4 separate regions of the Mus musculus genome follow, and all the other regions are linked to region 1. Evidence: chromatin loops called from intact Hi-C (ENCODE). Cell type or tissue: heart. All regions are shown on one strand. Each heading gives the region's core, and the rest is flanking DNA. Links, peaks and the distances in the headings are about the cores only. Region 1 holds the start of Chmp3 (charged multivesicular body protein 3). Region 2 holds the start of Mrpl35 (mitochondrial ribosomal protein L35). Region 3 holds the start of Rnf103 (ring finger protein 103). Region 4 holds the start of Kdm3a (lysine (K)-specific demethylase 3A).

The links. Hi-C counts contacts between places; a loop is a spot of excess contacts. Peaks named below come from ENCODE experiments on the same cell type or tissue, not always from the same donor. Only the 100,000 strongest peaks of a DNase experiment are listed, where the experiment ranks them.
Region 2: a loop joins it to region 1, with 2.4 times the contacts of the local background. A loop is called at or near these places in 2 of 42 quality-filtered maps.
Region 3: a loop joins it to region 1, with 7 times the contacts of the local background. A loop is called at or near these places in 11 of 42 quality-filtered maps.
Region 4: a loop joins it to region 1, with 4 times the contacts of the local background. A loop is called at or near these places in 4 of 42 quality-filtered maps.

What each region holds. Positions count from the first base shown.
Region 1 is chr6:71,540,371-71,548,421 of GRCm38, reverse strand. Chmp3 (charged multivesicular body protein 3) reads right to left here and starts at 4,570. Exons shown (of 6, transcript NM_025783.4): 1 at 4,389-4,570. The coding sequence starts at 4,433. In heart, for the core only: no CTCF peak of the experiment used is centred there; DNase peaks (open chromatin) are centred at 4,171 and 4,541; H3K4me3 peaks cover 2,036 bases; H3K27ac peaks cover 2,012 bases.
Region 2 is chr6:71,820,175-71,828,225 of GRCm38, reverse strand. It overlaps Mrpl35 (mitochondrial ribosomal protein L35), which reads left to right and starts at 4,442. Exons shown (of 4, transcript NM_025430.3): 1 at 4,442-4,510. The coding sequence starts at 4,468. In heart, for the core only: no CTCF peak of the experiment used is centred there; a DNase peak (open chromatin) is centred at 4,445; H3K4me3 peaks cover 1,401 bases; H3K27ac peaks cover 1,313 bases.
Region 3 is chr6:71,489,296-71,497,346 of GRCm38, reverse strand. Rnf103 (ring finger protein 103) reads right to left here and starts at 3,470. Exons shown (of 4, transcript NM_009543.3): 1 at 2,459-3,470; 2 at 377-516. The coding sequence starts at 2,684. In heart, for the core only: a CTCF peak has its summit at 3,231; DNase peaks (open chromatin) are centred at 2,936 and 3,496; H3K4me3 peaks cover 3,238 bases; H3K27ac peaks cover 1,784 bases.
Region 4 is chr6:71,628,987-71,637,037 of GRCm38, reverse strand. It overlaps Kdm3a (lysine (K)-specific demethylase 3A), which reads left to right and starts at 4,121. Exons shown (of 27, transcript NM_001038695.3): 1 at 4,121-4,200; 2 at 4,459-4,541; 3 at 4,767-4,982. The coding sequence starts at 4,797. In heart, for the core only: a CTCF peak has its summit at 3,488; DNase peaks (open chromatin) are centred at 3,537, 4,007 and 4,627; H3K4me3 peaks cover 2,690 bases; H3K27ac peaks cover 2,564 bases.

The DNA of each region.
Region 1 (8,051 bases), core at 2,095-7,094:
GCCAGTCTGTTTCCAGTCACTAGAAAGCAAGGAAGCACTCAGAGACCATTAAGATTATGTTTAAAAGTGACAGACTCTTTAGCACCACTGACCAAACTTGTATTTCAACATCACACAAAATAATGGTGAAAAGTGACTATGACATATAAAACATTAAAATCTACAAGACTAAAATGACACTCGATAGAAAAAGCATTTCCTATCTCTGGAAAACATTCTGTCAACCCCTTATTCTAACATTACTGATTAAAGAGAGAGCAACTGGGCACTTACTGCTCCTGCCTTTTCAGCACAAAGTGTATGTCCAGGTAACCAAGCATGCCTAACTAACAAGAAGGTCTGTACTGAAGACTGTCAGCTAACAAGTAAGAAAGGAATGATGGCATTAGAAAAGAAATTACCAATCAGAAAACCATTAAAAGATCATTCAATTTAGAAAAGAGGTACAAACAGATGCTAAGGAATTTAAGAAAAAGGGTTAATGAGAAACTGCAGAGCCAATCCATGAAGCACCAAGGTAGCACCCCTCATGTTTCTCTCTATTGCTAAGAGAAAAAAATCCTTCAACCAATCATATTCAGTGAGTTTATTAAAGTAAAGCAAAACAAAACCTAGTCACAAATCAGGCAACTCCCAGAACGAGAGCAAATTCTGAGAAATCTAGACAATATGATCCGATGGCGTTTACAGAAAACGGAGGAGAGCCAGAGAGCAGTGCAGGTACTGGAGCTTCTTAACAAGTCAACTGGCTGCCACTCTGCTAGTTAGTTGGCCGCAGTATCCCTTACAATTAACCAAATGGTGATTAAATCATATTGGTTTGGTAGACACTATTGGGTCCAATTTAGATGCTCAGTGCAAGTCCATGCCCCCCGCCCCGTGCTATTTTATTGAATAGCAGCAAAAGAAAAAAATACATCATAGATACCTGGCTTACATGACCTGAAAGCAGGTGACCAAAGTTACTAGCAACATTATTAATGAGACAAGCAGCCAAATATGGTGGTACACACAGGTAAGATCAGCTCTTAGAAGAATCAACAATTCCAAGCCAGCCTGGGATACATGATGCCTTAGCTTGGTTTCTACTGCTGTGATAAACATCATGACCAAAAGCAACTTGGGGAAGAAAAGGGTACATTTCAGCTTGCAGTTGTAATGCATCAGAGGTCAAGAGACCTAGAGGTGGGAACTGCAACAGAGACCATTGAGGACCACTCAGGACCACTTGTCCAGGGGTGGCATAGCCCAGACAGCCAGGCCCTCCCACATCCATCATTACAATACCCCACAGACTTGCCTAAGGCAATTCCCAAATTTCGATTCCCTCCACCCAGATATGTCTAGGTTTGTGTGAAGTTGACAGAAACCATACAGCACACAGAACAAGAACCTCTCTACAAACAAACAAAATGAAACTACTTATCATATGCCCAACATAATATGCTAGAAATAGTCTTACTTTATTAGTTATAATTTTATTATAATTTATTACTTATATTATTAGTAATAATATTAAAGAAATATTAAATTTGTGTTTAGAAGGAATTCAAATCTTTTAGTCTTCCCCACCTTACAAGACTTTTTATACAAATGTTTCAAACTCCCATCCCAACACCCTTGTTTATACAAAGGCCTCCTACTGCTCTCCAGGAATTAGATGGAGCAGTGACACACACACCCCCTTTCTTCATTTCTGGTGTGGCAATTCTTTTCAAGCAAGCTGAGTGAATAAGACTGTGAGGTCAGACCCCAATCAGTGTGGAAAAGGCACAGTTACCACCTGAGTAAGAATAAAAACCAGGTGTACTTGCTGTCTCTGTAAGTTGACTCTTCTGAGCACACCTTCCTGATCCATAACAGAAGTTTGCCTTGCCCAGACACAGACTGGTGATCTCTTTCATTTCCACCCTGTCTTAGTCAGGGTTGCTATTCCTGCACAAAACATCATGACCAAGAAGCAAGTTGGGGAGGAAAGGGTTTATTAGGCTTACACTTCCACATTGCTGTTCATCACCAAAGGAAGTCAGGACTGGAACTCAAGCAGGTCAGGAAGCAGGAGCTGATGCAGAGGCCATGGAGGGATGTTCTTTACTGGCTTGCTTCCCCGGCTTGCTCAGCCTGCTCTCTTATAGAATCAAGACTACCAGCCCAGAGATGGTTCCACCCACAAGGGGCCTTTCCCCCTTGATCACTAATTGAGAAAATGCCTTGCAGCTGGATCTCCTTTCTCTGTGATAACTCCAGCCTGTGTCAAGTTGACACAAAACTAGCCAGTACACACCCAGAACTATTTTTTAACATGTACATAGTACGAAGTTCACACTTCCTTGTGAGACTTTTTTTTTTTTTTTCGAGACAGGGTTTCTCTGTATAGCCCTGGCTGTCCTGGAATTCACTTTGTAGACCAGGCTGGCCTCAAACTCAGAAATCTGCCTGCCTCTGCCTCCCGAGTGCTGGGATTAAAGGTGTGCGCCACCACGCGCCCAGACATTCTTGCTAAATTAGTTTAACTTGGATCTCATCAAGTTTACATCCAACTTCCATTTCACATAAAATAACACACCGGAAAAAGTTAAGGGCAAGACACAGACCTTGCAGGATGATGAACAGCCAACTCTAAAGTCTTTACTTTTACAATGTTACTTTCATTTTTAATGTGGGGATTAAATTTTTAAAACGAATGCATGGTAATGTCTCAGAAACTACAACACCCAGACTTTCCCGAAAAATCTTTGCTTTCTGAGCCACTGTCTAGTCTGCCCTTGAACTCTTGCTTTCAGGAATGTCCTGAAAATGACCAAGCAGCTGAACTGCAGGCCACACTGCATCTCTTAAAACCTTTTCTTATTAAGAACTTTCATTCACCTGTTACATTTTGCTCTCTCGTATAAAACTGAACATGTGGAACTTAAATGAGACAAGCATACAATTTCACTTCAGAACATTATGTAGACCATTTTGTGGTATTTGTATACTCTTCTTGAAGATAAGTAAATCATTACTAGTGTGTGGCTTTAGCTTTGTCATCCATAAGTTGAGATAGTCTAAAGAAAACAGTCTTATTACTATTTAAACTTATGCCTGGTATGTACATTACTCGTTTAACGTTTCCATTATTTTAAATAATAAGTGTCATTGCTAAGAATGTAATGTCAATTTCTCCTCTAGTAAAGTACCCCTCTTAAAAAAAAAAAAAAAAAAGAACACGCACCGGAAAATGGCAACGTTAATTAGACTGGCTTGACAGCTACACTTCCATAAGTGAACTAAAGGTTTAGAAGGACAAGTTTGAGTGCTGTAGAAACAGTGCTTCTCAAAGGTCAAGGCACATTCTAACCACTCGGGATAGTCATAATTTAAATCTGATTTAGTAGGTCTGGAATGGGACCCCACAAGTGCTATGTGCTGGGAGCTGGTACTGTTGGTGCGACTACTGGTGGTCAGTAATAAGGCTGGGTGTGTAAAGAATGCACCTTCACGCTGGGCGGTGGTGGCGCATGCCTTTAATCCCAGCACTTGGGAGGCAGAGGCAGGCGGATTTCTGAGTTCGAGGCCAGCCTGGTCTACAAAGAGAGTTCCAGGACAGCCAGGTCTACACAGAGAAACCCTGTCTCGAAAAAAACAAAAACAAAACAAAAAAAAGAATGCACCTTCACTACCACTACTAGCTCAAACTTCACATCCTTCAATGGTCAATTACTGCGGTAGCACTCTTCCTACTTGACATAGGAGAAGTCTCGGACAAGTTTTTCGAGATCAGAGAGCCGAGACGTCTAAAAGTAGGACTCAAACTTAGGCGGCTGATACTTGGTTTCTAAAATAACTCAATTGATAGGCAGATCTAAGGATTCAGAGTAGGATCCGAACTGTTTTCGGTAGCATCCTTATGGGTAGGGCCTGAGAGAACTGAGCTTCTAGAATAAACACAAGTCGGGCTTCCCTGCACACAGAGGAGAGCGAGAAAAGGACCTGCCTGGCAGGTGCCTGGACTTTTTGGGGGCTCCGACCCGGTTCACCGCACACAACCTTCCGGTCTAGGGCAAGTCCTCCGGGTGGTCTGCAGGCCGGCGCGGGGGCGGGGCTTGCGCAGGAGAAAGGTTCCGGGCGGCCCGTACCACCGCGCGCAGGGGAGAGAGTGCTTCCTCGGGGCCCGGCGGCGTGGCGCCTCCAGCGCCTGGGGGCGAGGCCGAGGTGCTCCTAACCAGGCCCTACACACCCGGGTCGGACGCCGAGCGGCCAAGGCGCGCTTCTCCTCACATCCCAATCCTAAACTCTTCCCTCGGCCCCTCGGCAGAGTGGAAGGCCCCGGAAATAGGGGCCAGCCTGAGAGCGCAGCTGGCTGTTCCCACCTCCGCTGCGGAGCTTCCCCGGTCGCTGGCCCTTACCAGCTCTTTGGGAGGCTTCTCCTGGGTTTTTCCAAAGAGTCCCATGATGAACTGAACTCCTCTTACCCCTTCCGACTTTCCGTTCCCTGCGCCCAGGCAGGTCACGGGCAGCCGCCTGGGCGGGGCTGGGAGGAAGGGAATCAGACGCCCAGAGAAGGGCGCGGCGGCAGCAGGGCTAGTACGCACGCGCGCGGCGCAGGCGCAGAGTTAAGTTGGGTGGGGTTCTACAGTGTGGATGACACCATTGCTCATAAGGGAGCTTAAGTGAAGTATAGAAGTAACTCTTAAGATATTTATTGCCTACACCCAAAACCTGTCAGCTAGCCCAGAAATATATATCTCAACGCTGTCACGCATATTTACAACCACTTCCCAGATATTTGTGGATGGGTTTCTCTTTGGGTCCGTAGTCACCTCACAGACTGCAAATCTACACACCTACTCGAAAACTTGACATCGCCTTCTTTCCCCTTTGTAGGAAGTCTTAAAAGTTCTAGCAGTGATCTTATGCTGAAGCTGGAGAAGAAGGGATTGATTCAACAGATTATAACATTTGTTTCGCTTGTAAGATTAAGGTTAAACAGACCTGCACGAGTCAGCTGAAACTAACTTTTAAAGAAGAGATAACAAAAGACTTGCATTCTGCACACATTAAAGAAATGGATTCATAGACAAGGAACTGTGCAAGGAAACTTGGGCCCCTGGAAGAACAGGAAGCCACTTCTACAGCCTCATCTTACCTTTAAAAAACAAACACCGGGGAAATCTTTTTTAAAAAAAACCCTATTTTCTTTACTGAAACTTTAATGATAAACATAAATATTCTCTAATGGAACAGAGGCAACCTGGGTCCATTGTCTATTCCCTCTGGGAAGGAACCAGTTAGTATATCTTACAGTTAAGTCTGCATATGTTCTGGCTTTCATATCATAGCTTTCTATAAATTGTAATATGGCCACTGGCTGGGTGGAGAGGAAATCAGACTCCTAATTTTCTTTATTATTTTTAAAATGTTATTGTTGGAGAATTTCATTCATGAATGTGATATGTTGTCCACATCCATTCCTCTGACTCTTCCCTTGGCCTTTACTGATTTTTGTTTCCTAATCTCTTTTAAAACACAAAGGAACTAAACTGGCATACTTATGGCACCTGCCATCCACTTTGCCCATTTTAATTCACACTTTCACCCGGGTGGGCACCAGGTACGAACATGAAGCGTTCTGTGCCTGGCTGTGCTGCGTCTTCAGGTGGATGCTGAATTCCTTCTGAGCTTTGGCCTTCCTTGTGTTTTGTCAATGGTCCATTGGTTTATTCTGAACTGGTTGGATACCCTGTTATTTTGTTCTCATGCAGAGGGAGGGTTTGTTTACTTTTGTTTGTTTTCAGAGTATTTGTTTATTTGCTACCAAGCCAGCCCTTTCCTCCTACCACTCCAACAACTAATTCTCCTTGCTTTTAGCAAACTTGCCTCTTTTAATTTAGAAAGTCTGATCATAAAGACACTATAGATAAGAGGTATTCTCATATCGGGGTACTCGAACACAACAAAGGGAGGGTCAGAAGAATCTCCCCAGCACAAGCAGTAGCCTCAAAGAGAAGCCCAAGACAACAAGTCCCAACTCTGGTTAAAAGCTCAGTTGGAAAGACCCACATAGGGGATGACCACATTGTCTTCAGCCCTTCTACGTTCCATTAAATTTACAGGATAAATCTAAGTCACTGTTATAGAGAATGTCTCATGCATTGTATAGATGCATCACATGTCAATTAAGAAAAAACCTATAGCATATAGGAAAGAGTAGGATAGACTGTGGGACATTCTGGAGGCAGAAGGAATTCTGGGATAGAGCCAGGCAGGGGAGATTCACCTGGGAAGATGTGACCAAACTGCTTCATAGTAACTGAGCACAGGTAACCAGCCACATGGCAGAATATGTGTTAAAAATAATTGGGTTATTTTAATTTATGATCTACTCAGAAGAGAGCCTAGCAATATGGCCAAGGTATGTGTGAATATTTTTGAGTCTGAGTCTTTATTTCTGGGCACATAGAGCTGGGAGGAAGAACTGGATCTAACTTCTACACACTGCGGGAAGAAGTGACCTTAGGGTGAGACCCACCTCAGCTGTTATTATAACTGATGCAGAAGTCTCATCCAAAATACAGGCCTGTCCAACTAGCATGAAGGATTATAAGTTTCAGGGAAGAAGGGGGAAAAAAAACACTAAAATGAGAAGCAGAAATTCAAAGAAGAAGGAAGTATTTGGTTAAAAGCTGCCATTTGGTACTCTAGGATGTTTGTGTTTGAGTATTATGTCAATTTAAATCAATTGTTTTAAAAACTGAGGAATGAGAGAACATGTGATAGTCTCTCCTGATTTCACTCTCAGAAGTTCTAGGCAATAGCACTAAACACAGACAGACTACACTGATTAAAGTTTAGGAGCATCCAAGAAAGGAAAAGAGATTCATAGCAGAGCTTTGGGAAGTTGTCAAAATTGTAGAGTCAACAAATGACAAGAAGTTAATGAGAAAAAAAATGTATAGATACAGTGTGTCAAACCTTCTTAGCCTTTGACTACTTTCACAATTTTCTCATTTGATATAATTGAAATGTTTAAGTCTTGTTTCTAAAGTGGGAAAAAATCTATATTAAATCTTACCTACCTCCCAAATTCTCATTTTTAGCCCATTAAATATTTTATGTTTATTTAGGAGTGTAGCATGTATGTTTGTGTGAGTGTGTGTGTGTGTGTGTGTGTGTGTGTGTGTGTGTGTGTGTGTTCCGTGTTTCCTTTAGTTGTCTACATAAGTTTTCATCAATGTCAGTATTTATAACTATGTGAGTCTATAAGAAAATGTATAATAATTTAATTATTTTCCTGCTGTATGATATTATTTCCATTGTTACCTGACTAAATGCAATTCAAAATGTAGAAAGTGCTGAAATGTTAAGATATGCTACCTTTTCTTCGAGGGCTTTGACATAGTATCACCATTAGATTCATTTGGAATACAGGTAGCCTGCACATATGCATTATAGTACTGTGAACTTCTATAACTAGTACTCGGAATGCCTTCTCCCCCGCCCCACCTTCCCACTCCTTGCTAACAATGAACAGAAACTATTGTGTGTTGGGGGCTGGAGAGATGACTCTGGCGCTCAGAGCGCTGGTGGCTCTTCCAGAGGACCCAGGTTTAATTCTCAGCTCCCACATGATGGTTCACAACCATCTGTCATTCCAGTACCAGGGATTCAGGTGCCATCTCTGGACTCCAGAGTACCAAGCAGGCAGGTAGTGCATAGACATAAATACAAGCAAAATACCCATTCATATAAAATTTAAATAAATGAAACCTCAGAAAACATTTTAATGTTGCTAATCTGTGAACATATATTTTATTTTCTGATCCTTTACATGGCTAAGTTAGAATATGTTCACTCTACAAAAGGAGGGACTTCACTATTATGTTTTCATGTAAATGAACCACAAGAGTTGTTCATATTCACCCCATTATCTTTTCCTGTCCTCTCTCTCTCTCTCTCTCTCTCTCTCTCTCTCTCTCTCTCTCTCTCTCTCTCTCTCTCTCTCTCATGGTTTCCTTCCCACTGAAGAGACTCTGGCCAGATTGAGCATGGCAAACATAGCTCTGTCAGGC
Region 2 (8,051 bases), core at 1,424-6,423, 280 kb before region 1:
AAATCTTAAAAAAAAAAAAAAAGAGCATGTACTGCTCTTGCAGAAGTCCAGAGTTCAATTCCAAGCACCCACATCAAGCACCCACATGAGGTTGCTCAAAACGGCCTGTAACTCCAGCTCCAGAAGTACCCAGTCAGTACCTCGGACCTCCTGTGCACATGGGCACTCCCATGCACATACCCACACATAGACACATACTCATGTATGTAATTTAAAATAATGAAGAAAATAAACTAAGTAAGCCAGTAAGCATCATCCCTTTGTGGTCTCTGCTTTAGTTCGGATCTCCAGATCTCTGTCTTGAGTTCTTGCCCTGCCCTGACTTTCCTCAATGATCTATCATAACATGGATTTATTAAGCCAAATAAATCCTTTCCAAATTGGTTTTGGTCGGTGTTTTATCACAGGAACATCAAGCAAACCAGGACAAGCAAACTAGGTCACAAAACCTATCACTCTTGCAAGGAACCTGAGTTCAGTTTTCTTTTTTATAAATAGAATTTATTTTTTTATTTTATATGCATTGGTGTTTTGTATGCATTTATGTGTATGCAAAGGTGTCAGATCCCCTGGAGTTGGAGTTACAGATAGTCCTGGTCCTCTGGAGGAGCCATCTTTCCAGCCTTCCCTGAGTTCAACTTTCAGAGTCTAGATGCAGTGTCCCCCAACAACTTGAAAGAACAGTTCCAGGGACTCTGATATGCTCTTCTAGCCTCAGAGGGCATCCTCGAATGTGGTATACACATGTATACATGTAAATAATAGTACATATACACCTATATATCTATGCATATTTTAAAGTAAGATGGCTCAGTGAGTAAAGGCACTTGTCACTAAACTTGAATGTTTGATCCTAGAATCCCATACAATGGAAAGAGAAAACCAACTCCTGAAAACTGACCACTAAACTCCACACATGAACCACACACACACATTTGCACATTTTAACATAATAATATATACATGCACACCAAACACACCACACACAAAAACCACAATATGTTTTATGAAAAAACTTAATGCCAGACAAGTTAATCCCTACTCCCTAAAACTCCTAGGGTTTTTTTTTGTTGTTGTTTGTTTGTTTGTTTTAAAATGTGACTAGATTTGGGAGTGATGGCACAAACATATAATCCCAGCATTCAAGAGGCAGAGGCAGGACCAAAAAAAAAAAAAATGAACAACCAAAAATAACAAAATGTTACCAGGATTATACTAACATCATTTGGAAAATTTGTGTCACATAATTTCCCTATTTAAGAAGGTACAGTGACTCCTTTGCCAATCAAACTACCTTTAACTATGCTGGCAGATGGATCCTAATAAGAGCCCTAGCTGTGCAAGATTGAACCACGGGAGAAGCCAAATGTGGGGTATCCACCTGCAAACCCAGAATTCTTGTGGTGAGTGAGATGAGAAGCAGACAAGAGCCTGAAAGTTCTTGGACCAGATAGGCTCAAATATGTAGCACAGCAACAGAAACATCAAGTGACCCTGCATCAACAGAGTAAGGGGAATGGAATCCCAGAATTAGTCCCATGCATGCATATGTGTGTGTGTGTGTGTGTGTGTGTGTGTGTGTATGTATGTATGTATGTATATATACATGTGTGTGTGTGTATCCCTCACACTAAAAAGTTAATCCTCACGCATATCCACACACACAATAATTAGTAGGGGTTTTTGTTGTTTGTTTGTTTGTTTTTGAGACAATTTCTCTGTGTACCTCTGTGTAGTTCTGTATCCTGGAACTCACTCTATAGACCAGGCTAGCCTGGAACTCAGAGATCAGCCTGTCTCTGCCTCCCTAGTGCTGAGATCAAAGATGTATGATGCAGCTGCTACCACTACCAGGCTTAATTAGTAGTTTCAAAAGAGCCTTTATGGACATATCATTGACCTTTTACTATATATGGACTTTACCATATATGGATGATTTTGGACTCCAAATGGCCACCGTAGGTAGGTGGCAGACTGACATGACAACAGTGTTTCAGACTCACTACCCAATTACACAGCCCATGTCTCGGAGAAGCAAGTATAAATGTCTTGAGTGTTTTTAAAATGTGATTGAGGTAACCCGTGGGGAGTCCTGGGACTCATACAGAGGAGCTCATAAACTGAAAATTATTGTTGTAATGGTAAATTATTATTTGCCTTTTTATTCTGGTAATCACATAATTGTACAGAGATTACTTGATTTATTAATATCACAAGAAATTGAATGTAGAAGCAAATTTCATAACTCAGGGATTTTTAGGTTTTTGATGCTTTTCTTGTTTTATTTGTTTTAATAAATAAGGTCTCACTCTTGCCCAGACAGGCCTTTAACTAGAGGCAAGTTGTCCTGCCTCAAGTTATCAAATACTGTGATTACAGGCATGGATCACCATGTATAAATGGGCTCTTTTATGTATTTGTTTTTTATGCTGGACCTTAGATTTCTCACAGTTATTAGTTTTGTTTAACATTAGTGGATTTATGATTGCTATTTTAATCATGTGTGGTAAGCAAAACAACCAGACCCTCAGGATGTCTTCTTTCTTCTAATCTCTTTGGATATGGTACCTTATAAGAAAAAAACATTCTGTGGATATAAGAGTCTGTCAATCCTACTACGAAGGAGGCAGAAGCAAAAAGATCTCTAAGTTCAAGGACAGCCTGGTCTACACAGATTGTCTCAGGCTGGCCAGGGCTACAGAGTGAGAACATGTCAACAAAAACCAAACAAACAAAAGCCAGAAGAAGAATTTTTTGTAGCTCAGTTATTGCAGGCATTCTTAGCATGTAGGAGTCATGAGTTCAATTCCCAGTACTAAATATATAGTATTTTTGAGATGAGAATACCACTTTTTATTATCTGGGTAGGTCAAGTATGATTATAAGATTGAAGGAGGATGGGAGGAATAAGACACTGTCTTTGCAAAATACAAAACTAGGGGCTGGAGAGATGGCTCAGCGGTTAAGAGCACTTGCTGCTCTTCCAGAGGTCCTGAGTTCAATTTCCAGAAACCACATGAGGACTTACAATGACACATGGTGACTCACAACCAGAAGGGGATATGATGCCTTCTTCTAGCCTGTGGATGTTTATGCAGCAAAACAATAAATAAATAAATAAATAAATAAATACAAAAGTGTTCATGAGCCAAGGATTTCAGACATTTTCTAGAAACTGGAAAAAAGCAAGAGAAAGGACTTCTCTTCTAGAGCTTCCAGAAGAATCACAGCCTTAGTATAACTTGATTTTTAGTCCTTGGAATTTATCTTAGATTTCTGGCCTACAAAACTCTGATAGTGAATTTATGGCATTTAAGTCACTGAGTTTGTCATAGTTTTTGTAGCAGCAGTAGGAAAAAGACAACTGAGTTTTTTTTTTTCAAGATTTATTTATTATTATATATAAGTACACTGTAATTGTCTTCAGACAGCCCCAGAAGAGGGCATCAGATTTCATTACAGATGATTGTAAGCAACCATGTGGTTGCTGGGATTTGAACTCAGGACCTTCGGAAGAGCAGTCAGTGCTCTTAAAAGTTGAGCCATCTCTCCAGCCCCCTATTTTTCCCAATTTTAAGTTTTAGTATAACAAATACCAGTAGATATAACCATATAAGTTAAAGCTCTTTGAATTTTCAATAATTTTCTGAGGTCTTCAAGCCTCAACCTGCTATGGAGCTGTTACCCTAGGTGTAGCCACCACTACTAGTTCCTCAATAGAGTGTAAGAGTCCTGAAGCCAAAAATTGAACCGCCACTCTCTAAATGAGATTTGTGGGGTGTTTGTTTTTCTTGTTATTTTGGACTTTTCTCTTCCCTTTTCACCTTAATTTTTGCTTTTTTATTTTCGTTTTAAGTGTCTTTACACAATCCATGCTGGCTCAGCAGCAGAGCCTGTAATCCTTGTTATCATATCTATACTGGCAGTAAGGTCACTTGGAGTACAGGAGTCCCAAGTCACCTTCGGGATCTTGGAAGACCTTGTCTCAAAAATGGGGAAGTTGAGTTGGGGTATAGGGGAGGAGTGTAGCTCTCACTTTTAATCCCAGCAGCGGGTCTCTGTGAGTTCGAGGCCAGCTTAGGTCTATAGAGCTAGTTCCAGGTCAACCAGGGCTACATACATAAATCTAAAACAAAACAAAACAAAACAAAACACACAACAACAAACAAACAAACAAAACCCCCAAAACCTGTCTCAAACAAAACAAAAGCAAACAAACAAAAGTTTAGACAGTACCAACTCCTGCAAGTTTTTCTCTAACCCCCATAAGCACGCAGGGTCGTGCGCGAACCCAAACATAAAGGCAAAATAAGTAATTAAGAAGACGGTGGTTTAGGGCAGAAAGGCAAGGTTCAAAGAGCTCAACCTTGGCCACGCCTGTTCCCTTTAGTTCCGCCTCCTCCACGTTTCTTATCCTTTTGCTTTGTAACTTTGAGTCCACTGCGGCCACCGTAGGCAGGCTGCAAGATGGCGGCTTCCATCTTCACGGGCGCCGTGAGAGCTGCCTCAGGTCAGTGTTCTATTGACAGCTTCACTGAGAAGAGGGTCGGCGCGGGAGGGAGTGGGAATTTAGTTTGGATGTTAACGAGGAAAGAAAAACAAGATGACTTGAGGTCGGAGGTTTGCTGCGCGATACCTTGCACAGTGTAGTGCCCATGACCCGCGTTCACTGGATCCACCCTGCCCTAGGAAGCACACCCGAGACTGAGGTAGAGGAGGTGAGGGTGACACCCAAAAGTCCGCTTTTTTAAAAAATCTGATTTAGAGGTTCAACCACCTCTCTCAACTTTGACCTTGAGAGTCATATAATTTCTCTGAGTATTTTGGTTCTCTAGCGGTAAAATGGGGCTTCCTCCTACCTGTGGGTTAAACAAGTGTGTAAAGCATCGAGTATCTGGTCTCCTTGAGAACCGTGTGTAATTACCAGGAGCCTGGTCAAATTCGTTTTGAAGTACACCCCTCTGATGGTAGCGGGGCGGGCTTTAGGAGTGAAGGCAGAACCAGATAGGAAATTAAAAGTACTCAAGTATGATAGGGGTGATCAGTAAGCGACTTGCACACAACTTATACTGTAGAGATAACATTTGTGGAAAAATAGGCAGAGGACCAAGAGGGAAAAAAGTAACCATATAAAATTTCCAGGTATTAGAGCTTAAAAATGGAACTTTTGTGAGTTATGAAATGTGTATATAAAAAGTTTATATTAGGGGACATACGTGTAACTAACACCAGTTCAAGCCAAGCCCCTTTCCACCCCGTGCATTGCCCCGGTCATTATTCCCATAGCCACTTGAGCAACTATACCTTCATCTCTCAAAAGCATATTTTGTCTAGTTTTGAACTTTACATTAATTTATATACAATATGTCTAGTGTAATGTCTGGTTTTTATTTACTCCAGTGTGTGTGTGTGTGAACCCTTTTGATTTCTGACTGCTGTATCTTCTTTTCTTTTTTAAGATTTAAAAATTTTATTTATGTAAGTACACTGTCGCTCTCTTCAGACACACCTGAAGATCCCATTACAGGTGGTTGTGAGCCACTATGTAGTTGCTGGGAATTGAATTCAGGACCTTTGGAAGAGCAGTTGGTGCTTTTAACTGCTAAGCCATCTCTCTAACCCTCTTCCTACTCTTCTTCCTCCTCCTCTACCACCACTACCACCACCATCACAACCTTTAAATTCTTTTTTTTTTTTTTTTTAATGAGACAAGGCCTCATTATGGAGCCCAGTCTGGTCTTAAACTCTCAGTCCTCCTTAGCTTCCACATGCTGAGATTTTAGGTGCTTGGACTCCCAAACCTGCTTTTCTTCAGCACATCTTTATCTGGTGTTAGCATTGTTTCGATGTTTTCTTCAAGCTTAGGCCTCTTAATCATTTTAGTATATTATCTCATGTAATCCTCTCCATAATTAGCTAATTTAAAGTTGAGGAAATGAGCATAGAGAGGTTAAGGAAGTTGTTCCTGTTCACACCACTCGTTAGTAGGAGCTGAAATGAATACTAGTCTGGCTCAAACCTGTCCCTTACTCACCACACTGCCCCATTTGTTTGGTGAGATCAGTAGAGAAGACAGTGGAGTGGTCTAAGTCTTGCATCAGATTAGGTAGATGCAACTTGGTAGAGCTTTTGTTGTTGCTTTGAGGAAAGGTCTCACTATGCAGCCCAGGTTAACCAGGAACATGCTGTATTAATAGTCATGTCGGTCTGGTACTTGGGATTCTCTTGCCCTTGTCTCTGGAGTGCTGAGGTTGCAGGCATAGGACCCTACACCCAGATCAAATTGTTGCTGGTGTCTGTCTTTTTGAGATAGCATTTCCTGTAGCCCATGCTAGATGTGAACTCTGGTCTGCTTTAGCCTCTTGCACACGGAACTTACTAGCATATTACCAACATGCCAGGCTTGGCCTTTCCTTTTTTTTTTTTTTTGTTTGTTTGTTTGTTTTTTGTTTTTCTTAAAGCTAACTTCATTGAAATACAATTTAGTATATTTGTATTTGTGGCAATGTTTGTATATGTGGGCATATACACATGTGTGTGCATGCAGGCACATGTCTGAGATTGCTCTCAGGAGTAATCCTTCTTTTAGAGCCTGGGTTTCTGCCACAGACCACCCCAGTCGGGTATGGCGGTCCCTGGAATGAGGGTCCCGGAAAGCTAAGTGGGTAAGGATTTTGCGGGGACAAACAGAAACAAACACAGAGGCAGTTTGAATCTGAGTGCATTTTGCAGGTCTCAGGCAGGGGTTTTTATACATTAAAAAAAAAAAACCCAAATATTACAACTCTTAGATGTGTTCAGTGAAGCAATTACAAATACCATCATTATCATTTGGCTCAGTAAAGCACAAAAATCACGCAAACTCTGAATCACAAACAGAACAGGTAACATTGTTAATAATAGAAACCATCCAAGCATTACAACTCTGAAAGGATATATTCAGTGGAGCAGTCATCCAAGGCTAGTGGCATATTTCTGAGAGCAGGTTAATAAATCTTTATGGTCAATTATTGTTTAACATCTAATGCTTGATTTTTTAAAATAAATTTTCAATGTGTAAATTTAAACTATTTTAATTCTTTTTATTTAAGTCTTTCTTTACCATATACCAAAGCCACCTCCAATGACACACTTGTAGCCATATGAAATTTTATTGTTGGGGAAGTTTTTTGGGTTTTTTGTTTGTTTGTTTGTTTTGTTTTGTTTTGTTTTGTTTTGTTTTTTGACAGGGTTTTTCTACTCTCACTCTGTAGACCAGGCTGGCCTTGAACTCAGAAATCCGCCTGCCTTTACCTCCCAAGTATTGGGATTAAAGGCATGCGCCACCACTGCCCAGCTGTTGGGAAAGTTTTTATCTATCATAATACTATTTTATAATTTTGTAAATGATTTATAAAGTAAAGCATTGGTTTCCCCAGAGATAAGGTCATGTTAGTGACCCCATTTCAAGGGATGGTTTCTTACCCATTATTCTTGCTTAAGATCGTAGTCTAGGCCACCAGGAACATGTTGTAAATAAGAGAAGGAATAGGAGAAAACAAAACAGATAAGTTGCCATGAGAACTACGGCTCAATATGTTGTTCTGGACAAGAGATCCACACCCGGTTCCAGGAGGCCTCCTTCTTTTGAAGTTTCGCCTCAGTCTGTGGAACTTGTCATACAGATTCTACTGGGGTTGGTGTGGTAGGTTTCTCTGGGATGTGGCACTCACCCATTAGGCTAGGCTGGCTGGGCAACAAACCCCAAGAATCTGCCTGTCTCTCCCTACCCAGTGTTGGAATATGCTCAGCTTTGTACATGAATTCATGGCTGCAGACTCAGGCATAGGAAGCACTTGAACACCAAGCCATTTCCCTAGCTCGGAAATACTCATTTTTGTGCAGCTAGTTTAGTAACAAAACCATCACCAAATTCCAGTCATAGGACTTTCCATCTCACGGAACATTTTCAGTATGTTCTTCAGTCTCACACTAGAGGTGGATAGTATGTACTAGAGAAGTACACTGAGGTTGATTCTGATCTGCATGTGGTCTTAGGGAAAAGGACTGAT
Region 3 (8,051 bases), core at 993-5,992, 50 kb after region 1:
CAAAGACAGGATCTCATGTATCCTACCTAGGCTGGCTTTGAACTCCTTATGCAGCTAAGGAAGACCCTGAAGCTCTGGGTCCCTGTTTCTGCTTCCTGTGTGTGTGATTTCCTGTGTGCGGCACCATAGCCTGACCTAGGTGGTGCTAGGGATTGGAGGCAGGATTTCATGCATGCACACCACTTCCATTTCACTTCAGTACTCCACCAACTGAGCCACAGCTCCTCATCTATTTGTCATTATCATCGGTTTAAAAAACCCTATGAGAACTGAGTTTTGCCTAGGAGGCAAACAGGAGGATACAAGAGAAGAGTTACTCAGTGGTAAATACTATTTTGGTATAAATAAGGTTCTTAAGTATTATCATCCTTTCTACCTGAACCAGCCAGATGCCATCTTTTGTGTCTTCCACAAGCTCATAGAAATGCATTTCACCACTGAAATTGGTACTAGAAACAGACTCAGATGCCTCTTCTTCCTTAAGAGCAGAATAGAGTTCACCTTCCATCAAGTCACCTGAAGGAAAAAATAAAAACCCTGGTAAGGTTTCAAAAATCCCATGTTCTCAACTTCAATGATTAATACCATTTTACATCATGAATAAGCACACTATTATATTTTTATTCTACAAAATTCAATAGCTTTTGAATACATCAGCAAAAAATGAAAAAAAAGACAACAATTCATCTCTTATAGTAGTGCATATATTCTAATGGGGTCATCATATAGCTTGTTAGTAAATTACTAATTACATCAGTCCAAAAAGAAATCCTCTCAAATTAGTAATCATTTAATTTTACATAAAGCCTGCACAGGCTTCACATGATTTTTCAAAGCTTGGTTTATGTTGTTACTCGAAAGGTTTAGAAAAGGGTTCACAGAATTTGCTATCAGCCTGCTTATAAATGGCAACAAGGTTTTTATGTGACTGGGAGAGAAAGAATGTTACCTATCAGAACAACAAACCCCACATTCATAGACAAGTTTACAGTGTAAACGTGGCTCTTGTATAATTAAATATAAAAAAGCAAACCATTCATGTCACATTATCTAACCTTTGCCTTAAATATTACATGGTGATATTCCAGTTCCATTCCAAACAGCAAAACCATCCACAACAAACATTTAGGTTTCACAGTTAAATTGCCATACCAAGACTGTTTTTTGTTGTTCTTATGCTGTTAAAATGTGTGATCTGAATCATACTTTGGTTGTATAGTCTTTAGGCTATGTGTGGATTCTTTGTACATTCCATATGACAACAATTTTAGGCTCAAATGGCAGCAAAATATCTAACATAAAGCTCCAAGGGGAAAGCCTGTGTGATCAAATAACTGTATGAGATTGCTAACCCACTCCCCCCACCCCACCCCACCCCCCAGCCCCAACAACCAATGGCAGCATAAACCTGGTGCAAACAAGAGCAATAATAATAACCACTTGAAAAATGTATCCCTTACGCAAAGGACTCCTTCCTTCTATCTCACTGGCGAGATGAGTTCTGTAACCCTTATGCTATAAGTATGTAAGTGTCAGACTGATAAACGTTGTCATCTTGCCTATCACACTATTTGTCTAGATAGTACTACCCAAGGGGGAAAAAATGGTCTTCTAAAAGGCCCCGCTGATGATATACTTGAAAGGACAAAACAAGATAATCATAAGTTTCCAATGCTTCCTACATCACCTCAGAAGGCCTTTCTTAATTTACATTCCTCTTTCAGGAAAACTATCTAAACAAGGAGACACTTTAAAGTTAACTGTATTTCCCCACCCAATCCTACCCCAAATCAACGGCTACATTAAATATTCTTTCAGCACTATTTCAAGTCTTTTCCTCAACCCATTAAGTGACGCAGAGATGCCTGTGACACATGACAAGAAAGGTAAGTCAAGATTCAAAAATAAAATGTATAATCTGCAAGAAAATATTTACTCTAAACAAGGCCAACAGCCACACAAAATGTTCACTAAAGTATAAAAAGCAATATTGCACTGTGTACACCTTACCTATAATTAAATGCATAATTTACACGTAAATCTTTAGGTCCACGTGCCTTTTGTTATTATTTTAATGATGTTTTACCCTCCTGGTAGCTTGTTTTTATTGTGGATGCAGATGCTGCTATTTACAGACTATGTTTTGTAATTTTTCCTTTCTCTATAATCAATTTCAACTGACGTTCCTGAATTCTGGGACAAATGATTCAATTTAATGATTTTTTTTTAAAGCTACACTTTCAAACTGTCATTTCCAAAGAGCCTTTGGAACACACCAATACACCTAACAGTTGTCTTTTCCAAACCGAGATTTACATATTTATTTAGAAAACGTAGACAAAGATGACCTGGGCAGCTCTCTGGAGCAGTCTGTTTAACCATTCTGGGGACCGCCTAATTCTGGGGAGTGGGTAAGAGCCAGGACAGTGGAGGCGACCTCCAGGAGCCCAGCACTTGCCTGACTTCTCCACCAGCTCCCGAACATCTTTCTTCTCCGGCAGCCCGGAGTAGCCCAGCCCTCGACACTCCAGAATGGTCTTCAGCTTCTTGAAGCTCAATGCCACCGGATCCACCAGCTGAGTAGCAAAGATGCCAGTCTCGTACCACACAATGGCCTCAAAAAACCTGGCCAGGACGAACAGGACCAGGAAATACAGGAGCAAGAAAAACAGCTTCAGCCACATCTTCGCCCTCTTGGCGTCGCCAGGAGCCGGGACGCCGTGGACAAGGGAAGGGGATCGAGTGCGGGGCGACAGAGCGCAGCCTGGGCGAGGGCAGCGAGGGCGCGCGGCGGTCACCGGCGGGCCATCCCCGCGGGGAGGCAGGTGGATCGCGGCGTGCGTGCGACTGAGAGCCCCGGCTCTGGCCTTGCGGTCAGGAGCTGAGAAAGGGAGAAGGGGGGACGTTCAAACGCACCCCACCCATCGAGCTGCGGACGGCTGGAAGAGGGCAAGAGCCCACCTGGGGTGACCGGGAGGCAGCTCCGAGGGACTGCGGGCCAGCGGAGGGCGGTTGGGGCCGGACTGAGTGGTCCAGAGGGCGCGGTACTCGGCTGGGCCAGGCCCGGGGCCCGGCGCGCCCAGCGCGGGTTGGAGTGACCGCCGCAGCGCCGCGCCGAACGCCCAGGCTTCAGGCCCCGGCGGCCGCCCAGGCCTGGCGGCAGCTCCAGGTTCCCGCGGGCGGCGCCTATCAGGCCCCGCGGCCCGCGAGGGGGCGTCGCGGCGGCTCCCGCTGAGGAGGAGCGCGAGACGACAGTCGTGAAGGGAGGAAAAAAAGAGGAAAAAGCAAATAACGCTAGGCCCCAACGCGGCTCTCCCGGGCGGCTTCCTGTCAGCTGCGTAGCCGCGCGGTGCCCAGCCCCGTGCGGACGCGCCGCGCCAACCGCGGCCACCGTCCCTGCCGCCTCTGCAGGCCGCGGCCGTCGCCCCCAGAGCACTGGACCCGCTGTAGCCGCGGCCCCAGTCAAGACATAACAACTGACGTCGGCATCGGGGCGGGGTCTCGGCAGGGGCGGGGTTAGAAGCCGCGGGGTGCAAGGGGAGAGAGGGGCTGCGGGAGGCTGGGCTGGGTAAACCTTCCGAGTTACTGTGCTCTCGCGGTCCCAGCCCTCTGATGCGCTGATGTTTAGTCACTGATTTCAGTCCCAGGATTGGACATTGGACCCTGCGACACTGTGCACCTTTGTGCTGAGCGTGAAAAATAAAGGCTGCTAAAAGATGTTCGTTTTTGTTTGTGGTTTTTGTTTTGTTTTGAGACACTGCCTTATTAAATAGTCCTGGCCCGCCTGGAACCGCTCTGAACACCAAGCGGGCCTCAGAATTCAGAGATTGCCTGCCAGGCATGGAAGTGCTGGGATTAAAACCGTGCACCGCCGGGCGTGGTGGCGCACGCCTTTAATCCCAGCACTCGGGAGGCAGAGGCAGGCGGATTTCTGAGTTCGAGGCCAGCTTGGTCTACAGAGTGAGTTCCAGGACAGCCAGGGCTACACAGAGAAACCCTGTCTCGAAAACCCAAAAAAAAAAAAAAAAAAAAAAAAAAAACCGTGCACCACCACACCCACCCAAATCATCAAGATCTGTAAAAATCAGAATCTGTGTTTTAAGTCCAGTCCCTGTCAACCGCGGATGCTTTTGGGTTTTTCTTTTGTTTAGTTTTTTGTTCGGGGTGGGGTGGGGGGGAGGGGTGGCACAGCTGGCTTGAGGTGCTTGAGGTGAAACTCTGAAAACAGATGTTTTTCTACCTTTGCTTTAGAATGCGATTTTCACATGTGTGTTGGAGGAGGTATGGCCAAAAAGAATTTTAGTATGTGATCCAGTTGTGGCTAGTCTCCTAGAGGGTTAAAAAGTAGACAATGAAGGTCTGAGTTGTCAGGACAAAAGTTGTTAGGTGTGGTTAGGTCCAGGTGCAAAGGTCTGTGTGTTTTAGCCAGCCAGAAGAACTCATATAAAATGAGTTTGACAGGCAAGCGTATGGTACCTGGTTCCGTGTTTATTTAACTCTAGCAGGGTCATGTTCTCTCTCTCTCTCTCTCTCTCTCTCTCTCTCTCTCTCTCTCTCTGTCTTTCTCCCTCTCTCTGTCTTTCTCCCCCACTCTGTCTCTCTCTCTCTGTTTCTGTGTGTGTGTGTGTGTGTGTGTGTGTGTGTGTACGCGCGTGTGTGTGCATGTGTGCGTGTGTGTGAGTCTTCTTGATCAGGAAAACAAGTAGGAATTCCAGGTGAAATGTTAGCCAGCAAGGAAAAGCATGAACAACCCTAAACCAGGGGTGAAATTTTTAGGGAGAGAGTGTGACCCTCAATCAGGGAGCAAATGAGCCATGGAAAACAAAGAATGGATCATAAAATGTAGACAAAGGATAGTACCCCTTTATAACGCAGTTAACAAAGGCATCTCGGTGTACAGCTAGTGGAGGAGCTAGGAAGGAAGAAGCCTAGGAGCAGGGTGGGCAGGAATGTACAGCTTCAGACTTACAGAACAGTGTGGTGGTTTTCCAGGGCAGCAGACCACGTGGAGACTGTATTAAACTGTTCCTGCTGACAGACTTGGCTCTGTAATTTCAGCATTCTTGATTTCACAGTATAGCACTGTTATATGGTGGCATTGCTAGTCAAGTCTAAACACATAAATGATATGCCTTGCCTCGAAGGAATGCATTTTAGTAATAATAGACTCTGTCAATACACAGAGGCAATAACAGAAAAGAAGAACAGGTAGGGAAAGCTGGGTGGATGAGCTGAGGATGGAGCCAGACAGGCTAGAGTTTAAAAGTTAAAAAAATCAAATCATGAGAGGGAAGAGGAGAGAGAGGGAGGAAGGGAGGGAGGGAGGGAGAGGGAGAGGGAGAGGGAGAGGGAGAGGGAGAGGGAGAGGGGGAGGGGGAGGGGGAGGGGGAGGGGGAGGGAGAGGGGGAGAGAGATATTAAGAAACAATTTTTAAAATATTTTTTATTACATATTTTCCTCAATTACATTTCCAATGCTATCCCGAAAGTCCCCCATACCCTCCCCCCCACTTCCCTACCCACCCATTCCCATTTTTTTGGCCCTGGCGTTCCCCTGTACTGGGGCATATACAGTTTGTGTGTCCAATGGGCCTCTCTTTCCAGTGATGGCCGACTAGGCCATCTTTTGATACATATGCAGCTAGAGTCAAGAGCTCCGGGGTACTGGTTAGTTCATAATGTTGTTCCACCTATAGGGTTGCAGATCCCTTTAGCTCCTTGGGTACTTTCTTTAGCTCCTCAATTGGGAGCCCTGTGATCCATCCAATAGCTGACTGTGAGCATCCACTTCTGTGTTTGCTAGGCCCCGGCATAGTCTCACAAGAGACAGCTACATCTGGGTCCTTTCGATAAAATCTTGCTAGTGTATGCAGTGGTGTCAGCGTTTGGAAGGTGATTATGGGGTGGATCCCTGAATATGGCAGTCTCTAGATGGTCCATCCTTTCGTCTCAGCTCCAAACTTTGTCTCTGTAACTCCTTCCATGGGTGTTTTGTTCCCAAATCTAAGGAGGGGCATAGTGTCCACACTTCAGTCTTCATTTTTCTTGAGTTTCATGTGTTTAGCAAATTGTATCTTATATCTTGGGTATCCAAAAAAAAAAAAAAAAACCAAGTAACAGTATACAAAGTAAGAGGACAGACAGATAGAGAGACAGAGAGATAGACAGAGAGCAAGACAGAGACAGAGAGAGACAGAGACATAGTGTGTGTTTAGGAATATATGTATATACAAATGTGTATGTAATTACAATTGATGGAATGTAAGGCCATGAATTTGAGAGAGAGCAAGGAAGGGTATATCGGAGAGTTTGGAGGTAGAAAGGGGACGGGGGAAATGATGTAATTCTATTATACTCTTCCCAAAATAAAAGAAATATTTTAAAAAAAAAAGAAACAATTTTGACTTCACTTGTTTCCATTGCCTCAATTCCCAACCCTTTGCCTTGTTCTCTCAGTGGTTTAACCCTTAGGAAAGAGAGACACACCGATGAAAGTGGACACGCTGGGTAAAGGTGGCACATGGACACCTGTGAACACATGTCCTCTATGGGTGGATGTGGATGACTTCCAGGAGGGTGATCTATGATGTGAGTCAGAGGATCCCCACGAATACGTGACCTTTGGTCCAGGAAGCCTTCTTCAGGAAACTTATCTTGAGGAAATTATTGGACACAGATACAAAGATGTGTATAACATTTTGCCTTAAGGGCAGAGTTAAATAGAAAGAAAATCTCACAGGTGATGATTCATCTTCATTGCTAAGTTTGGAATCACCTAGGAACTAAAGTAGTGGATATAGGTGTGAGGGAGATTCCAAGGAGGTTTAACTCAAAAAAGGAAAACCCATCTTGAATGTGGCTCCATTCTGTGGACTGAGGCCTTGAATAGAATAAGCAGGAAAAGAAGAAAAAGGAGGAGGAGAAGGAGCAGCAGCAGCAGCAGCATTCATCACTCTGCTTCTTGGCTGCGGACATAAGGTAAGCCGCCACCTCAAGCTTCTGCCCCCATGTTTTCCCCACCGTGATGGACTGTCTGTACCTCCTTCAACTGTGAGCCAAAAAAAAAAAAAAAAAGAGAAAAAAGAAAAAAAGAAAAAAAATCAAATCAAAACATGCTTCTGCCCTTCTGTCTTGAGTTGCTTTTGTCACAGAAGTTAAAAAACCAAAACAATTAACAGAACATGAGAACTAACCAAATAAAATAACACAATGGATTTAGTATCACACATCTACTAAAAGAAAAAGATAGTCAAATGGTTAGAGACATGGACTCCTGTCCAAAATACTGAAGAAGAAGAAGAAGAAGAAGAAGAAGAAGAAGAAGAAGAAGAAGAAGAAGAAGAAGAAGAAGAAGAAGAAGAAGAAGAAGAAGAAAAAGAAGAAGAAGAAGAAGAAGAAGAAGAAGAAGAAGAAGAAGAAGAAGAAGAAGAAGAAGAAGAAGAAGAAGAAGAAGAAGAAGAGGAAGAAGAAGAAGAAGAAGAAAGAGTAGCTGACTCAGACATTTACGTGATGCTTCTAATTTTAGGCTTGTATTAGAAAGAGGACGCGGAGATGGGTCAGTGGGTAAAGTGCTTGCTGCACAGCCATGAGAACCTGGGTTTGGAGCCCCAGAATCCATGTGAAAGTGCGTGCCTGTGACTAATGCTGAGGATGGAGCCCTGGAGCTATAACCAGCCAGTCTATTCAATTAGTGAGCTCCAGGCTCAGGGACAGACTCTATCTTAAAAAAACAAAGAAGAGCCAGACATGTTGGCATACACTTGTAATTCCACAATTTGGGAGGCACAAGCAGGTGGCTCTCTATAGGTTTAAGGCCAGCCTGGTCTTATACATAGTGAGTTTCAGGTGATCCAGGACTATATAGTGAGAACCTGCCTAAAAAAAAAAATAAAAAAACAACAATAATAATAATAAGGTAAATAGAGATAAAGGAAAACACCCTAAGTTGGTCTCTGGCCTCCACATAATACACACACACACACACACACACACACACACACACACACACACACACACACACAAGCAAAAGGCATTCCCTAAAATGCAATTGTA
Region 4 (8,051 bases), core at 1,153-6,152, 90 kb before region 1:
TACCTTGAAAGGAATAAGACCTGAGCTTGATGCCAAGAACCAACATAAATATGCCAAGAGCAATTTGGCAAGGTGGCCCAGCAAGTAAAGACACTTGCTGCCAGGCCGGAATAGACAAATTAGATCCCCGAAGCCACATGGTGGAAGGCAAGAACTAACACCCACACGTTATCCTCTGAACTCCACACGAACAAACAAACAACTATAAAATGAAATTTAAAAAATTAAAAATGCCAGGTATGGTGTCACCACTTGTAATGTCCCTATTCCACTTCTGTGCATGAACGTGGGAGGTCAGAGGACAGCTTCCAGGAGCCAGTTCTCTCCTTTCTTGTGTGGGTTCTGGGGTTAGAATTCAGGTCCTCAGTCTTGGTGATTAGCACCTTTACTAATCTTGACAGACCTAATTACATATGTACTTTAACAGATAGCTTATTAAATGTACTTTGTCTTATAGCTAGTAATTTCACTGGTTTTATACTTAAAAAAATTAAAAACCCAATACCTATAACCAATAAAAAAAGTATTTGTGAATATTCATAGCAACACTATTTGTGGCATCAAGAAGGCAGAAACAACTGAAGTGCCTATCATCTAATGAATGAATGAACAAAATGTGGCCTATCCACACAGTGGATTATAATTAAGACCATAAATATTATAAATCTACAACATGAACAGACCTTTAAAATATTTGGCTAAGTGAGAGTATACAGATACATATATTACATGATTTTATTCATATGAAATTTCCAAATATGACATTCTATAGGCACAAAAGCCAAGCTAATGGTTGCTAGGATTTGACAGCTAAAAATAATGACTGTTTAATGTGTACAAAGGTTCCTTTTGGGGGTGATGCAAGTACTCTGGATAGAGACAGTGGTGTTGATCACAGTTGCTAATTTAAAGTGAAAAGTTAACATGTAAAAACAAAAATCACACTGTAAATAATACTGATTGCCACTGACTAGTTCCCTGACTTCTGATGTGGGCCTTCATATACCAGTAGCTGGTGTTACAAGTTTTAATATATTTAGTGGGCCATATAAAATATTTTTATATTGCTGAGCATGGTGGTGCATGCCTTTAATCCCAGCACTCGGGAGGCAGAGGCAGGAAGATTTCTGAGTTCGAGGTCAGCCTGGTCTACAAAGTGAGTTCCAGGACAGCCAGGGCTATACAGAGAAATCCTGTCTCAAAAAAACCAAAAAAAAAAATTTTTTTTTATATGTGTGTTAAGTAATGATAATGTCAAATGCAGTACTCTTTTCCAAAGTGCTTTGGCAATCTTTTGGTACATCTAGAATTTTTTCTTTTTCAAGTACTCTGAAACTTCAATATATGTCACATTCCATTTATTCCTTTTATCTATCTTTTCTTTTCCTTTTTTTGATGTTAATTTTTCAGAGTCGCAGATAACCCTCACCTGCTTTAAACTCCTATATACCTGAGGCTAGTCCTGAATTCTTGATTCTCCTGCCTCCACTTTCCAAGTGCAGAGATCAGTGGGTAAAGGAGCCATCGTGCCTTGTTCTTTTTATTCATTTATTTATTTTCCAATTGAAGTACATTTAAATTATTTCCATTTTTCTTCCCACATCCACTGGATGTGACTACTAAAATAAGTGATCTTATCCTTTCTTCCAGTCCATATTTGTTAGCAGTTTTCTCAAGATACACACAGGCACATACTCATATACATACTCACACACTGGTTTCTAGGAAGCTTATAAAAGTTTTAAGCTCATGAACATTCAATGTCCTTTTAATGTTTCTGGCATCTCTGGCTATCAGGAATGCAATGAAAAACAAGAGAGGGTAATATGGGAAAGAATATTATTAAAATGGATTACATATGAAAATGTTCAAATAAAATCCATTATTTTATATAATGATTATAGTTAACAGCAAAAACCATGATTGTTTTCTAGTAACTCTACTAAATAAAAGAACTTTCCATCTATGTAAGTATTTTTTGTTGTTTTTTTGTTGTTGTTGTTCAGATTTAGTAATAGGACTTTGTAAGTTCATAAAGTACACTGGATATCTCTCCAACTTTTCTTGGTTCTGGAATCATGAATAAAACAGAAAAGTCATGTGTGTGTTTTAGTAGAATTTATGCCTAAAACAAAAATGTCTTTTGTTTTAGTAGAATTTATGCCTGTTATTTTCCAAATTATGTGTTATGTGATCTAAGTCCTCCACATTCTCTCATTTTAAAAATTTAAACTGCTTATTTCTGAGATAAATGGATTTATAGCATTTACTGTGATTATAAGCTGTCAAAACTTTCTTGTTTAGTACTATTAACTTAGTTCATATCTTCAGTTTGAATAGTTCAATAATGTATTTTATAGACCCAATCCTTTATTAATATATTTCTTCTTTTTATGCTTTTACTCTTAGTCATATACCATATAACAACATTATGGCAAGTGACATGTGATATATACAGTGGTGATCCCATAAGTTTTTCTCAGTGACTTGGTAATTTCTGTAAGGACACTATGTTATCAATGTAATGAAATCATCTAACAACCTTTTATCAGAATATATCCCTCGTATTAAATAATGTATAACTGTACAAGATGCCAATGTAGCTTTCCTTTGATTAGTCTTATAAAAATTTTACCCTAATAGTTTCAAGTTTCTTATGCTGTACTTTTCTTATGCCAAAAAAATTTTTTTAAATACTAAGTACCTCTCCATGTTTATTTATAAAATTAACCCATTTATATTTATTGTAAATATAAATGGACTTATTCCTGTCATTTTATTTTTAACCATAATTTCTTCTTCTTCCTTTTGTTTTTCTTGTTTCCATTTCTGCCTTTTGATGAAGTGGATAGGTTCCTTCATTCCATTTCCCACCTCTTAATGGTTTGAATATAATAAATCCAATTCAGTTTAATTCAACTTCAGCATTATTTAATCTTTAACATTCTGTTGTCATACATTCAAACCAAATATTTTTCAAAATAAACATCTGGTACTAATTTGCATTGTATAGCATTCCCTTATACATTTTGAATTTTTTCTGAATTCTCATTTTCACACTATTAAAACTAAATTTCCATTCATTTTATAATAAAGATTAAGTGTGATGTTAGATTAAGCACCAGGCTTCATAAAGAAGTCTTCAGTTATTCATTTCATTTTTTGATTCAACCAAGAATCCTCTGGTCCAAACCATAAAACCATCTTTTCTCTCCTTTGTCTTTCAAAGTCACCTCTTTCATTATCACTTTTATCATCAACTCCATCTACTTTCTCAATTTCTTTGTTGTTTCAAAAATCTTATATCCACTTTACATTTTCTTTTTAAAAAACCTACATCCCACATAGTTTTGAATAGATGGTTTGCCTCTAGATTTAATGAACATCGTTTTCCAGCAACTCAATGCCTTTCTTCATTTATCCTTCAAAATGGCGGACCTAGACAGTCATGATCAGTACCACGTGCGCCTGCGCCTCCAGCGGCCATTTCACCCATCAGCCCAAGCTCCAAGAGTCCGCCCCTTCTGGCGCGTGCGCAGGAGCCCCCAGAGCCTAGTCGCTCCTCCCCCTCTAACTGCGTACGCCTGAAACCGCACGTCCCAGTGCTGTCCCTCCCCCGCAGGCTGTGCACCGCCCCCGCCCCTTTCCCGTGAGATTCTTCCGCCTGGTGGAAGGTCGGTCTTCGCTCGACAGCCTACGCGCTTCAAGTGCAATCCAATAGGCGCTCATGATCCTGGGTCTCCCCATTCAGTCTTATCTGTGAGCCTGTGCGATTTTCTTTCTGGCCTCAAAGTCGATAACCGATTCGGCGGGACTTTTTTGCATAGCGCGAGGCAACAAATGGAAGAATGGAGCTGCGGCGGAGGGATCTACCGACCGCGTTCTGCGCGCTTTAATGGGGGATCGGCTTCGAGTCGTTGCTGAGAGCGGGGGGAAGGGAGGAGGCAGCCAAGGAATTGTTTTTTTTCCTCACCCCGCCCTCTTCAGCATAACCAATAGGAACGTAGAATTTCCTAGGCTGCCCCGCCTATCCCCCGCGACTCAACCAATCATCGGTGGCAGCGGCTCCGAGGGGGCGGGTCCGGGAGGCTGTGCGTGTCTTGTGAGAGAGAGCTCTTGAACCAAGTCAGAGCTAGAGTCGGCTGGGCGGCTGGGCTCTGTTGCCGCCGTCGTGGGTGACTCAGGGAGGCGGGAGGCGGGGTAAGCGCTCCGCGGGCCTCGGCTGCGGGAGACAGAGGGAGAAGGGTGAAGGACCCGCGCGGGCGGTCGCCGCGTCTTCTCGGTTCAAGGCTCAGGACGGGCGGGGGTGCGCCCGAGTCGGCGGCCCGGAAGCGGGGGGCGGGGGCGCGGCAAGTGTCGAGTCGCGAGCGAGTCCACGGCGGCTCCGAGGCCGCTCGGGGCGGGGATCGGTCGCTGAGACGGGCCCTAGGCACTAAGAGGGAGCCTTTTCTTTAACAGGGCGAGGGGACGAACACTTAGGCAAAAGCACTGGCGCCGCGGCTCAGTCCTCCCTTCTCTCTCTCAGTGTCCAGCTTTGAAAGGTTTGGAAAAAGCGAAAGTTGTTGGGGCGAGAGGGTCACGCGGCACTCGGGGGGGTGTTTGCGGGGGGGAGTGCTGGGGGGTTGGGGAGGCGCGGGTGGCAGCTTGGGGCGCGGAGTCCACCTGCGGGGGTGTCACTCCACCGGTCCCTGTCGGCGCTTCGTCTCTTCGGGCCGCCTCCGACCTCGGCCGCCCCCCATCGCATTTTGTTTTTGTGCCTTCTGCAGGGAGGAGCCCTTCCTGCTGGCGTGGAAACCATGGTGCTCACGCTCGGAGAAAGTTGGCCAGTATTGGTGGGGAAGCGATTCCTCAGTCTGTCCGCAGCCGAAGGCAACGAAGGCGGCCAGGACAACTGGGACTTGGAGCGCGTTGCCGAGTGGCCCTGGCTGTCGGGGACCATTCGAGCTGTTTCCCACACCGACGTTACTAAGAAAGACTTGAAGGTAAAAAACAAAAAGACTAAAACAAAATACAAAATCCCTAAACAAACAAACAAAACCGTCTTCTGGGGGCTGGGCAGTCAGACGGTTTTCAGTTACCTTGGTAACGGGACAGTTGAGCGCCCCTCCCTCCCTTTTCTGAAATGGGCCACTAGAAAGTTGGCAGGTGATCAGAAGGTACAGAACTCTAGACCGTGAAAGTCTTTGAAATGGGGTGTAGTGTCAAGGTGTGTTTGACCTAGAGCTCCAGTGGCCTGAGATTAATAATGGGTTTAGGATTGTTCAGACATGCTTCATTAATGCAGGCGCTGGGTCCCCTGGGACAGTCTGATTATGCCCCCAACGGGAGGCGTATTGTTTATTAGTAATAGGTTAAAGAAGTGGATGACAATTAGAATCATTGAAGGCTAGCTTGAAAGTGCTTTCAAAAAAGATGATTTCAGATGATGGTGTTCCTCTTTATTTCTTCATTCAACTTTTTAAACTTTACAACTTGGAAGTGAAGTGTGAATGTAAGGGAAGGAGCTTAGTTGTGTTTATCTATTTAGTTTTGTTTGGCTTGTTCTGGTGGTGGGTATTTGCTGAGGTATGGTTAGTGAGGCAGGAGTAGGTCCCCGGTTGTTAATGAGGATGGGTTGGTGTGGCTACAGCCATATATGGAAGCCTTGGGTGGAGCTGTCCCGTATAGGGTGTTTGAAAGGAAGGGGAGAAATGGAACTTGCATGACCAGTTAACACATTCTGGAACCTTTTTCACTTAGATCTTTTGAAAGGAATGAATCCTACTCTGTGATACAAATATTGGTGTGAAAAAATAGTAGGGAAATAACCAGTGAGGAAGCCATTGTGCCCACAAAGACTCCTTGTGCAAAAATCAGCTGAAAAAAGATTCCTAACAAAGGCTCCATAGTGATAATAACTTCCAGGAAGCTTGTCAGGACAGACTATTTCTACCCTGAGTAATGGACATGCCTCGGAATCTTCTGTGTTTTTGCCCTTTTCTTGAAAACTACTTAAAGGAAGCAGGTTTTAGCCATTGTCAGTTAAATGTTGATTTCTGAAACACTTCATTTAAGCTCAGGCTTGACAGTGCATGCCTACACCATCACGAGTCTTGAGAGGATCATTGGAAAAGGTTACTTGGTTATGTGTTTTCAGAGTTTCCACCATGTGCCTTGTCTACATGTTCTAAAAGTGACCACTGGGCACTTAACCACAGCAAGCATCATAGTGATCACTAACAAATATACTCTTATTTGGTCCTTAGAGCAGCACATTAGGCTACAAAGTACTGTTTGCTGTTGATCCCACGTTAACTTGTATCTAGGAAGACAGAGTTTTTAGTAGTCTATGGACCCCATCCTTAGAAATTAACATATCCAGGGAGTTTTCCTGCAGGGATGTCCCCCTTAGCCATCATACTGCTTGGTCAGAGTTGTGCCATGCTGCTTCTGCTTATACTCTGAAACATAGCTTTTCTCCTCCATTCCACTTATTTTACCAAATCAAGTTTTAGAGATAGGTGTATGCAGATGACCAACCTATTTGCTTTAGGCTTTTACCTTTCTACCTAATACAGGCTTTGTGTACCAGATTTCAATCATGGTTGTGGTTTTTTTCCTTGTTGTTTTGTTTTTCCTGTCAAGTTAAAAAAGAAATTGTAGTACATTTATTTGATCTGATCTAAATGGGAACAATATTTAAACTTTATCGTCCTTAGTTCTTGGGAAGTTGACAGGAGCCTAGGTTTCCTTCTTTTATGACAAAGGGCCTGTTGGATTTCACATGTAAAGTTAAAGATCTTTAACTTATTGTTTTCATCTCCATCCCTCTCACCCCCCAAGCCTTTGAGAAGGAGCTTCACTTTCAGACAAGTCTTTGGTCCAGGCTGTTGTAATTAGCTATTAAATAATGACAGGAGGACTTGAATCCATTTTTGGCAGTGTGTCTTCTAGGATTTCAGTTCAAGAAAATTTTTGTTACGGGTTTTGCCTTGCTGAGAAACTTTTACAACTCAATCATTTTGTAAGGTGCAAATTGCTTCCTTTTTTCCAAGCATTTATCTCTACATTCCCTAGTTGAGTAGCAAAAGTAATTAAGTTTAGAGAACATGTTGTATTTAACAAAAATGTATCTTAAAACTCTATAACCAAGTTACATTCAGTGAGATTAAAGCAAGAACCAAGTAATTAAAGCCATGTTTACATCTGGGCTTAGTGATCTTGAAGGTTTGGAGGGTGTCTTTTCTGGTGGAGTTACTAGGCTAAATGCAAGCGAATTTCAGGTTGAGTTCATGGGACTGTTCATTTACTGTTAGTGCAAGCCTAGCCTTTCTAGACTTGTATCTGGACGAAGGAATACAAGGTAAAGCCTGCCTAACATTGTTTCATCTAGAAAGATACTTTGTAACAAAAGGATTTTAAAGATTAGAAAAGCAATATAAAGAGTAGTGGACTCTGAAGAGTTAAAGTGTAGTTAAAGTAGGTCATTGTTAAATAGCTATTCTGTGGCAAGTGTCTTTAGACCCCTTCTAAGTATCCTACTAGCTAAGGTGGTTTTTTTTTTTGTTTGTTTTTGGTTTTTGTTTTGGTTTTTGTTTTGTTTTTTTTTTGTTTTGTTTTGTTTTGTTTTTGTAGGAATTGAGATTTAAAGAAGTTAAATAACCTGTTCACTCTTTTCTCCAGACCTCAGACAGTGCCTTTAATATCAGAATGGGGTTAGGGTATTTTATTTGGCATGCTTCTTTGTGTCTAACACCTGGAACTTTGTATGTGTCTAAATCAATGAATAAATGAAGGTCTTGGGAGACCTTTTCTTTTACTATGGGGAAACAGGAATAACTTACTGATGAGGCAGTGGCCATTTCCTAGTTTTAAGGACTTGTTTTATTTAACCCTACTGTTTTCTTCTTGAGGGTGAAGGATACATTTGCATGTTGGGAATGTCTTCTACCCCTACCTTGCCTATATAGGTCTTTAGTGTCTTTAAGTCTGCTTTCTTGAGTTTTCTGCTCCTTCCTTTGGCTATCTTTAGCAAATAAGTATATACAGTTTCTTACTACTGTCAGCAGTTG